Linked DNA regions of Homo sapiens: region 1 is linked to region 2. Evidence: read pairs that join two places in POLR2A ChIA-PET (ENCODE). Cell type or tissue: Panc1. All regions are shown on one strand. Links, peaks and the distances in the headings refer to the core of each region. The heading gives the core; the rest is flanking DNA. Region 1 overlaps VIPAS39 (VPS33B interacting protein, apical-basolateral polarity regulator, spe-39 homolog). Region 2 has its middle 25 kb from the start of SPTLC2.

What was found. Peaks named below come from ENCODE experiments on the same cell type or tissue, not always from the same donor. Only the 100,000 strongest peaks of a DNase experiment are listed, where the experiment ranks them.
Region 1: POLR2A ChIA-PET joins it to region 2 with 9 read pairs; 2 of 35 experiments call an interaction of 5 or more read pairs at or near these places.

Annotation. Positions count from the first base shown.
Region 1 is chr14:77,424,423-77,429,795 of GRCh38, reverse strand. VIPAS39 (VPS33B interacting protein, apical-basolateral polarity regulator, spe-39 homolog) reads left to right here. Exons shown (of 20, transcript NM_001193315.2): 17 at 29-115; 18 at 701-790; 19 at 1,322-1,426; 20 at 2,160-3,121. The coding sequence ends at 2,180. It also overlaps a transcript of NOXRED1 not described here. Among named protein-coding and RNA genes, the nearest start is that of NOXRED1, 3.6 kb to the right of the region's middle. In Panc1, for the core only: no CTCF peak of the experiment used is centred there; no DNase peak of the experiment used is centred there.
Region 2 is chr14:77,639,441-77,644,813 of GRCh38, reverse strand. No RefSeq gene overlaps it. Among named protein-coding and RNA genes, the nearest start is that of SPTLC2, 25 kb to the right of the region's middle. RefSeq lists an enhancer at 2,399-2,478. In Panc1, for the core only: no CTCF peak of the experiment used is centred there; a DNase peak (open chromatin) is centred at 2,500; H3K4me3 peaks cover 1,060 bases; H3K27ac peaks cover 1,314 bases.

The DNA of each region.
Region 1 (5,373 bases), core at 214-5,213, 210 kb after region 2:
CTGCCGCTACCCCATCTTCCTCTTTCAGAACTGGCTGGGCTATACCAAGAAGAGAGCACCCATTGGCTTCCATCGGGTTGTCGAAATTTTGCACAAGAACAATGCCCCTGTGCAGGTAATGGGTCCTGAAGAGAGTTGGGTACAGGATATTCTTGGAGACCTAACTTTAAGCCTCTTACTGGTCAGTGATGGGAGACCCGATCTGCTCTTGTTTTCCCTTAAAGGCAGCACAATGGCTGCAATAGGCCTCAAGACAGAAAAGGCCAGGGAGTGAAATTCTCTCCCTTTCTCCCCTTTAGAAACAATTCCAAACTGTCCTCTCTGAGTAGCATCTACTGTGTTAGCCCAAGTGGAATACTGATGTACTGTTCAAATGATAGAAAAGGAGAACTCGTGGAGAAAAGACATCAGGGAGAAATGAGCAGAGCACTGGATCACAGCTAGAGCACTCATTGCTGGCATGTGTATCTGGCTCGAGGATCAGGAGAAGTGTGCTCTTTCCTGCTTACTGAGGCAGCATGGAAGTACTGTGTAGCGTTACCTCATTCCCATTGCAGAACTAGTCCTGTGGTTGATGATGGAAACTGGAAACATTAGCTATTGAACTCTTTTGCCTTCTTCAGGACTTTCTTTTCTACCTTGTAGAGCTCTGTGCCTTATGGGTGTTTGAATCATTAATCGGAAGTACCTCTTCCCACAGATATTACAGGAGTATGTCAATCTGGTGGAAGATGTGGACACGAAGTTGAACTTAGCCACTAAGTTCAAGTGCCATGATGTCGTCATTGATGTGAGTCCCCAAGAAATGGGAGTCCTCCGTTAGATCCTCAGTGGCGAAGCAGGGTGGGGATTATAATATTCTCTGTCCAAGATCCTGAGGTGCTCCCACCAGGTTTGACTGAATGGACAGAATAATCTGGCAAGAGTTTGTTTGGAGACCAGCACTCCTGTATTATTTTCCCAGCCCTCTGACTGCTTTCTCTGTGTTTTTATAAACTTGTCGTACTTGGAGAATTCATAGAACTAAATCAAGCTATACAAGCTGTGTAGTCTTCTCTCCAACATGGAGTTCTGTGGGCACTGGACCCCACTGTTATCCCACTATAGCCTCTTAGCCTCTCCTTGAGCGTTGGGTCAAAGTGATAATGACAAAAAGAAATAAGCCCTCATGTGTACACAGTAGCACACACCAGTAGTTCCAGCTACTCAGGAGCCTAAGGAGAGAGGATTGCTTGAGCCCAGGAGTTTGAGACCATCCTGGGCAAAAAGAACCCTGTACAGAGGCTGATTGGAGGTTTGTATTGTTTGTTTTGATGCACAGACCTACCGGGACCTGAAGGATCGTCAACAGTTGCTAGCATACAGGAGTAAGGTAGATAAAGGATCAGCAGAGGAGGAGAAGATTGATGCTCTTCTCAGCAGCTCGGTGAGCAGCTACAGTTCACCCCTCCAGCAGGCTCAGGAGACAGACAGTTCACAAAATAGTACCAAATGTATGTTCCCAAGGTCTGGAAGGATTGCAGTTGGCTAAGCCACATGGATGTAAGGCTCTCCTCTGGCCACAATGTCAAAAGCACTGCTTTGAATAGCAGAAATTACTCCTGAGATGCGGTATGATAGGGGGGTAATCTGGGGACCTCAAGCTAAGACTTAACTGTAATGCTGTGATAATAGTTAAACCTAGCATGTAGGAGAAACTAAATATTGAAAGTATGAAAACATGTTACAGATTCAGAATATCCAAACTGTATGGTCTCGTGGGGATGGATGGGACCTACCAGTTGAAAATAAGAAGTGGGTGAAATAGATGTTAGCTACCTGGGGAGCACAGCTGGTTCGTCTCTCACAGCAGGAAATTACTGAGCTCTTTGTTAATATGAAAGTTAGTTCCCTGTTAGGTATTTTGGAACCTACCTTAGGGTCAAATGACCAAAATTAGGCTTGTAAAATACAAAATAGGTGTTTAATGCATCTTTGAATAAATGAACTCCCCCATATATTTTAAAAAATTTCTCAACATCCCCCACCTCCTGATCTGATTCTACTTTTTCTTTTCCTTACATTATCTAGCTGAGCCTTGTTTTGTTGCATTTTCTCTGCCTTGCTGTAGGGATAAGTGAAAACTGATCACACACTTTCATTGTTTCCTCTTTCCACAGCAAATTCGATGGAAGAATTAAGTGGCATTGACTACCTTGAAGCCTGCCTCATTTCCTCCTCTCCTGCCTGTGAAAGCAGAGAGAGCTCTTCTTTGGGAGAGCTGCGGCATCACATCGCTTGGGCCCATTACCCATGGGCAGTGCCAGCTACTCTTGACACAGATAACTTCAGACTGATCTTCTGTCCAAGGAACATCATCTGAGGATCGAGATCTAAAGCTTTGAGTCATGAGAATGATTCTCTCCACCTGGTGCTCATATGAAGGTGGGAGTGATTTCTAGATTGGGCCCCTACTGGGTAAGATCTCACTTGGTCTGAGAAAAGTGACTGCTCCAGAAAGGAAGAGGTATGGGAGTCATAGGGTGGCTACTGCATTCCACTCAGCTAATTATGATCCAGGACTTGGCGCTGGACATTGGCAGTTCTGCTCTGAATGAAGTCAGAACAGAACCAAAATGGCCTCAGGAAGGAATGCCAGTGTTTCCCAAGACCTCCTGGAGATGCACTCACACCAGACTGCACAGACCCCTCCACATTATGCCACACATGGCCTAGACGTTGTGTTTCCTCAGCCATTTTCCCTCTGCTGCCCCAGTTTACTCTGTCCAAAACCCTAAGGTTCTTCTCTCACTTGAACACAGACGACCTTGCTTGGGTGATGAGACATCCCCTTTATCTCTTCCTCTACTGCTGGCCAAGACCCGTCACTTTATAAGAAGCTCAGATGCAGCAGTGCTGGAGAGCTCTCTCTTTATGCAAAAATCTCATTTCACCAGGAGCTTTCAGAAGTTTCACCTGGGCTAAATTCAGCAGCATTTCTGTTAGGATATTTAGATGGAGGTTTTATTTTCACACTTGGATTCTTGCTCTGTACCAATATTTGCCTCCTTTTCTGTGACTGAACTGGGTTTTTCTGACATGCCTAGACTCCTAATAAAGGTATTTCTTCCTTGGTGCCTTCTCTCCCGCTCCTGGTGGTTTTGTGTAGAATGATGAAATAATTGCTCAGGATCTTAGGATCATTACAAGTCTTCCTCAGTGACTGCATTTAGCAGCCTGTCGGCACATGTCAGGTTATAGAGTAACAGTGCTATGGCAAAGCAGGGCTGTGTGGTTAACAGAAACAGCACGGTGCTGGGAGACACAAGACCTGACTTTTTCCAGCTCTACCACTAAATAGTTATGTGATGCTGGGTGAGTCCCTTTCTTTCTCTGGATTCATTAGATAATCTAAAATTTTGTAGAGTTTGTTTGTTTGTGAGATGGTGTCTCGCTCTGTCGCCCAGGCTGGAGTGCAGTGGCGCTCTCAGCTCACTGCAACCTCCACCTCCCAGGTTCAGATGATTCTCCTGCCTCAGCCTCCCAAGTAGCTGGGATTACAGGCACCTGCCACCACGCCCAGCTAATTTTTGTATTTTTAGTAGAGACAGGGTTTCGCCATGTTGGCCAGGCTGGTCTCAAACTCCTGACCTCAGTTGATCCGCCTGCCTTGGCCTCCCAAAGTGCTGGGATTATAGGCATGAGCCACCGCACCCGGCCTGTTTTTTTAAATAGACATGGTCTGTCACCCAGGCTGGAGTGCAGCGGCACCGTCATGGCTCACTGCAGCCTTGACATCCCAGACTCAAGCAATCTTCCTGCTTCAGCCTCCTGAGTAGCTGGGACTACAGGCACGTGCCACCACACCCAGCTAACATTTTGTAGAGTTCTGTGCTCCTGTGACTGTGGAGTGGGTGAAGTCATAGAAGGCAAAGAGAAGATGCTCCTACAGAGGCACATGCCATGCCTTAAGGCAATATGGCTCTCAACTGGAGGCAGTTTTGCCCCTCAAGAGACATTTGGCAATGTTCGAAGTTGCTTTCTGTTGCCACACTAGGCGTGCTACTGGCATCCAGTGGGTAGAGGTCAGGGACGCTGCTAAACGCCCTACAATCCACAGGACAGCCCCACAACAAAGGATTATCCTGCCCACATGTTAGCAACACCAGTGTTGAGAAACTGCTTTAAGGGGATCAGACTCCATCTTTTGCTCCTCCACTTTGCAATTCCAGGTAACCTCATATTTAGTTCCTTTCTTGATCATCCTTCTTGCTATTGAAGAAACAAGAGTTTAATTTGCTAGATTGTACTAAAATTATTGGTTCATCTTCAAACAAACAGTGGTTACTTTATTAACTAGTATATTGGTTAGGGTTCATTTAGAGAAGCAGAACCACTAGGCATATATATGCATTATCTAATCTAATCTAATCTAATCTATATCTGCTGTTTGTTAGAGAATTTTGACCTTTCTCTGACCTGTTTAGAGAAATTGGATGAGAAGTACCGAGGAGTAGAGCCTGTCTTTTCTGTTTGAGTACTTCCACTCAAGTATGGCAGCTGGAGGGTGTGTTTAACGTAGTTGTCTTCATGTCCAGTGGTAGAGCTTGAAATCCATAGGGAAGGCCGTGAAGAAGGGAAGATCATTATAAAGTGAGTGAGCAGGGACAAGCTAGAAACCATGAGAAGGGACTGGGACCCATGTCAGTTCTCACAGCCTCAAACCTTGATGAGGTGGGTGTCCCGCTGCTGGAAAAGCTAGTGGCCTTTGTCATGGAAATGAAAAACACCTGGCCCAGGAGTGAGCAACTGAAGAAGGAACCAGGGAAGATGTAGCAGTTACAGGCCCAACTGTTGCCCCTCACCAACAAGGTACTCAGCAGATAAACAACAACATGTGTGAACTACAAAAGTACTTCCCCTGATTATGCACACTGAAACACAGACTGGTTACTGTTCATTTCCACCCTCCTGATCTTGCATAGAAATATCTCTGGTGGTCCACCTTAACTGGAAACATACAGGGAAGGACATTCTGGAAATTGCAGTTCAGCCTAGCCAAGGTGACATAATACAAAATATAACAACTGATCCCCACTTTTGAGAATGCATAAGTAAAGGATAGGCCTAGAATTCATGTCTGTACAACTTGTATGCTGCATTGGTCATGCTAATCTAGGTTTTGAGCTTCTTTTTCCTTCGGAGCAGGAAGCATTACTTGGCAACATTAGGATGACCTACTGACTGTTTTGGTGTAAGAAAATGTTTCTTAGGTTTGATGAGAACGTCCATGCCCCTCATTTCAAGTGCAGAGACTTTGCTTTTACTTTATTTTATTTTTTATTTTTTTGAGATGGAGTCTCCCTCTGCCGCCCAGGCTGGAGTACAATGGCG
Region 2 (5,373 bases), core at 310-5,309:
AATGATTCTCTAAATAATTCTTGCAGACATTACATGTCCTATGATATATCTAGCTCTAGTCACTGGTAATACAGTGTGCTGCATATGAAACTCATTCTAAAAGTAGGCTGACTGGAGTTTGAATCCTGACTCCAACCATTTCCTAGCCTCAGTTCCCTCATCTGCAAAATCAGGATAATACTAAAATCTAGCCCGTAGGGGAAATAGTGCTTGAAACATACTTAGCATAGTGCTTGGCACAGAGTAAGTGTTCAGTGTTAGCTAATATAACAGGAGGAAGATCAGGGGCTTGCGAGAAGCTGACAGTGTCAACCGTAATTCCCAGACTGTTCTCATAATTTATGGTGTGTGCATTGTACAGCATTGTAAGCTCTTGTGTAGCATCCTAGAAACTTGTTTATAATCCCCTACCATGCCCAGAACAGTGATTAGAACATAGGAGAGCCTCAGAAAGTTGGCTTGTTCTTGATTTTGTAATTACCACAGAATACCTTACATTAGGCCCCCCCTTTTCCTATACTGCTTAAAGCTGGCCCTGATCTTGTCCTTAGTTTCTGGGCCTTTGTTTTTGAGACGGAATCTCGCTCTGTCGCCCAGGTTGGAGTGCAGTGGCACGATCTTGGCTCACTGCAACCTCTGCCTCCAGTGTTCAAGTGATCCTCCGGCCTCAGCCTCCTAAGTAGCTGGGATTACAAGTGTGCACCACCACACCTAGCTAATTTTTGTATTTTTAGTATAGATGGGGTTTCACCATTTTGGCCAGGCTGGTCTTGAACTCCTGACCTCAAGTGATCCGCCCGCCTCGTCCTCCCAAAGCGCTGGGATTACAAGTGTGAGCCACCACACCCACCAGTTTTTGGGCCTTTAATCAAAGGACTCCAGTATCTGCGGAGTCCTGTCTCCTCTCCCCACTCACCCCTCACATACCCGACTCAGACCCCAGCGTTTAAAACCAAAAGAACTGCTGAGAACTCCAGACCAGAAATCAGCAAACTTTTTCTGTAGAGGGCCAGACAGTAAAGATTTTGGGTTTTCCAGGCCGCTTATAATTTCTCTTGTAACTACTCAACTCTGCCTTTGCAGTGTGGAACAGCCATTAATGAATGAATGTGGTCGTGTACCAATGAAACTTTATTGCTGGACACTGACATTTGAATTTTATATAATTTTCACACTTCATGAACTATTACTATTCTTTTGACTTCTCTTTAACCATTCAAAAGTGTAAAGACCATTCTTGGCTCTCAGGCTGTACAAAAACAGGCAGCAAGCAGGATTTGGCTGGCAGGTCATAGTTTTCGGTTGGCTTTTGCTCAAGTTCCTGTCTTCTTTTTGTTCCCCTCTTTCTTTCCTTCTTTGCTGTGTGACACTAAGTTACTTAGCCTCTCTGGGCCTCAGTTCTTTACCAGTAACTCTGGAGTGGCAGTAGATGAGTGTTTTTCAAAACCAGATCATCAGTAAGAATGGGATGAAGGGAGGAACAAGAGGGAAGCTGTTGGTTTTGTAGTTTTATTGTTTTTCATCTCTTTTATCTGTTTAGACTTACAGGTAAAATTCTATTCTTTTTTTTTTTTTTTTTTTTTTTTTGAGACAGAGTCTTGCTCTTTTGCCCAGGCCAGAGTGCAGTGGCGTGATCTTGGCTCACTGCAACCTCCGCCTCCAGGGTTCGAGCGATTCTCCTGCCTCAGCCTCCTGAGTAGCTGGGATTACAGGCACTCACCACCACGCCCCGCTAATTTTTGTATTTTTAGTAGAGATGGGGTTTCACCATGTTGGCCAGGCTGGTCTCAAACTCCTGACCTTAGGTGATCCGCCCACCTCGGCCTCCCAAAGCGTTGGAATTACAGGTGTTAGCCACTGCACCTGGCCAAAAATTGCATTCCTACACACACACACACACACACACACACACACACACACACACACACACATTTATTTATTTATTTATTTATTTATTTATTTATTTATTTATTTGAGACAGGGTCTCACTCTGTTGCCCAGGCTGGAGTGCAGTGTCACAATCATAGCTCACTACAGCCTCAAGTTCCTGGGCTCAAGTGATCCTCCTGCCTTAGCCTCCCGAGTAGCTGGGACTACAGGTGCACACCATCACACACGGCCAATTTTTAATTTTTTTTTGTAGAGATAAGGTCTCCCTTTGTTGCCCAGGCTGGTCTCCAACTCTGGGCTCCAGCAATCTTCCAGCCTTGGCCTCCCAAAGTGCTGCGATTACAAGCGTGAGCCACCGCTCCCAGCCTTAACATTCCATTTAAACAAAAAGTACTCTTCCTACAAATACTTTTGGGAAATTGCCAATTAGTCCGGGGGTTCAACGGTTTTTCCTGCCTCCATCAATAACATTTCATGGGGCAGAGGTGAAATAGGTGTGAAAGTTATTGTCCTCCTTGAGCAACCCCTTCCTGACCGTCAGTGCATTTGTTTGTGTCTTGGGTCCTTTCAGTTCCAAGTTTCATTCGCTTATTCATGATGGAAACGTTTGTTGAGCGCCTCGGGTGAGCGGGGCCAGGACTGGATGTTCTGCAGCAGACGGCGCAGGCGCAGAAGTGGCTGAAGGTGCCCGCGCCGAGCGCTGCGGCCTGAACCACCCAGGAGCTCGAGGAAAGAGGGAGGACGGGAGGGAAAGCTGGATCCAGACAGACCCCAGCTCCTGGGTTCCCAGAATTGTCCGGCTATTCCTCCAAAGCCCCCGCTATCTTGCTTCCGACTTCCTTCCGGCGCTTTCTGTAAACACATCTTTCAGTTTCCTGGGCTAGCCTCTCGCCCGCGCATCCTCCCCGCCCTTGGCTCTTCCCTGCACGAGGGAGCGGGGAAAGAGGGTGGAAATCACGCCCTTCTCCCCGCGCTGACCCCGGCTCCCGCTCTCCCTTCTCGGAATGACTCCGTGCCCACCCTCACCGCCCTGCCATCCTCCTGCGATCCTTATCAGGGTCGGCCCCGTGGAAACCCGGCCATCCTCAGGGCGACGTTCTGGCCTCCAGTACAGTTTTCTGACCCCCGTGGGGAACCAGGATCAAGGCCGACCCCAATCTGTTTCAGTGACCTTTTTCTAGAGAGAAAGGTTGTTGCCAGCGATTGCCGGGAACACACACACACCAACACAGTTCTCTTTGGGACTTCAGCCTAAAATAACCGGACGGCCTGATTTTCAGTCTTTGGGCGGGGAGAGGAGGGAATGGGGGATGGTCTAATCCTACCCAGTGTTTCCTCAGTGACAACTTTTCTTCTCTAGGGCCACTACTTTCCTTCCTTATTTCTCTTCTCACCACTTCCTCATTCCTAATTCAAGAAAAGGCCTTAGGAGATTGACTTTAGCTTTTTTTCTTTTTTTTATAATGAGGTAGGGCCTCACTCTGTTGCCCAGGCTGGAGTGCAGGTGCACGATCTCGGCTCACTGGCAGCCTAGAACTCCCGGGCTCAGAGGATCCACCCACTTTAACCTCCCAAGTAGGAGCAAAGGCGCACACCACCACGCCCGGCTACTGTTTTGTTTATTAGTTTGTTTTGCTTTTTCAGACAGGGTCTCACTCTGTCACTAAGGCTGGAGTGCAGTGGTGCTGTAACTGTCCAAGGGGTTCACCTTGCCCGCTGACTAGACAGAGTCCCATTAATCAAGACAGGGGAATTGCAATAAAGAAAGAGGAATTCATGCGGAGCCGGCTGTGCGGGAGACCAGAATTTTATTATTACTCAAATCAGTCTCCCGGAGCATTGGGGGAGCAGAGTTTTTAAGGATAACTTGGTGGTGGGGGGCGGAAGGGGACGGGGCGGGAAGCCAGTGAGCCAGGAGTGCTGATTGGTCAGGGAAGAAATCATAGAGACTGGAAGCTGTCTTCTCGGGCTGAGTCAGTTCCTAGATGGGGGGGGCCACAGGATGAGATGAGCCAGTTTATTGAGCTGGGTGGTGCCAGCTGATCCATCAAGCGCAGGGTCTGCAAAATATCTCAAGCACTGATCTTAGGAGCAGTTTAGGGAGGGTCAGATTCTTGTAGCTTTCAGCTGCATGACTCCTAAACCATAATTTATTTTCTTTTCTTTTCCTTTTTTTTTTTTTTTTTTTTTTTGAGATGGAGTTTTGTCTTGTCGTCCAGGCTGGAGTGCAGTGTTGCCATCTCAGCTCACTGCAAACTCTGACTCCCGGGTTCAGGCGATTCTCCTGCCTCAGCCTCCCGAGTAGCTGGGATTACAGGTATGCATCACCACTCTCGGCTAACTTTTTTTTTTTTTTTGGTATTATTAGTAAAGATGGGTTTCACCATGTTGGCCAGGCTGGTCTTGAACTCCTGACTGCAGGTAATCCACTTACCTTGGACTCTCAAAGTGCTGGGATTACAGGCATGGGCCACCATGCCCGGCCTAAACCATAATTTCTAATCTTGTGGCTAATGTTACTCCTACAAAGGCAATCTAGTCCCCAGGCAAGAAGGAGGTCTGCTTTGGGAAAGGCTGTTACCATCTTTGTTTAAACTATAAACTAAGTTTCTCCCAAAGTTAGTTTGCCCAGGAATGAACAAGGACAACTTGGAGGTTAGAAGCAAGATAAAGTCGGTTAAGTTAGATCTCTTTCACTGTCTCAGTCATAATTTTGCAAAGGCAGTTTCAGTGCAATCTCAGCTCACTGCAACCTCCGCTTCCCGGGCTCAAGCGATCCTCCTGCCTCAGCTTCCCGAGTAGCTGGGACCACAGGCATATGCCACCGCACCCGGCTAACTTTTGTATTTTTTGTAGAGATGGGGTTCCACTGTTGCCCACGCTGGTCTCGAGCTCCTGAGCTCACGCGATCCACCCACCTCAGTCTCCCAAAGTGCTGGGATTACAGGCGTGAGCCACCGTGCCCAGCCTATGGCTACTGTTTTTGGTTTTGTTTTTGAGATGTAGTCTGGCTGTGTCTAGCCCAGGCTGGAGTGCAGTGGCGGAGTGTCGGCTCACTGCAGCTGCCACCTCCCAGGTTCAAGTGATTCTCCTGTCTCAGCCTCCCGAGTAGCTTGGACTACAGGTGTGCACCACCACATCCAGCTAATTTTGTATTTTTAGTAGACACGGGTTTCATCATGTTGGCCAGGCTGGTCTCAAACTCCTGACAGGTGATCCACCTGCCTCGGCCTCCTGAAGCGCTGGGATTTCAGGCATGAGCCACTGTGCCAGGCAGCTACTGTTTTTGTATTTTATTTATTGTAGAGAAGGGTCTCACTATGTTGCCCAGACTGGTCTCAAACTCCTGAACTAAAGCAATCCGCCCACCTTGGCCTCCCAAATGGTGGGATTATAGGCTTGAGCCACCACACCCTCCAGAATCTTGACTTCTTAACTGAGGAATTTCTCAGCTACCTCCTACCTACCTGTTACCTCTCTCGG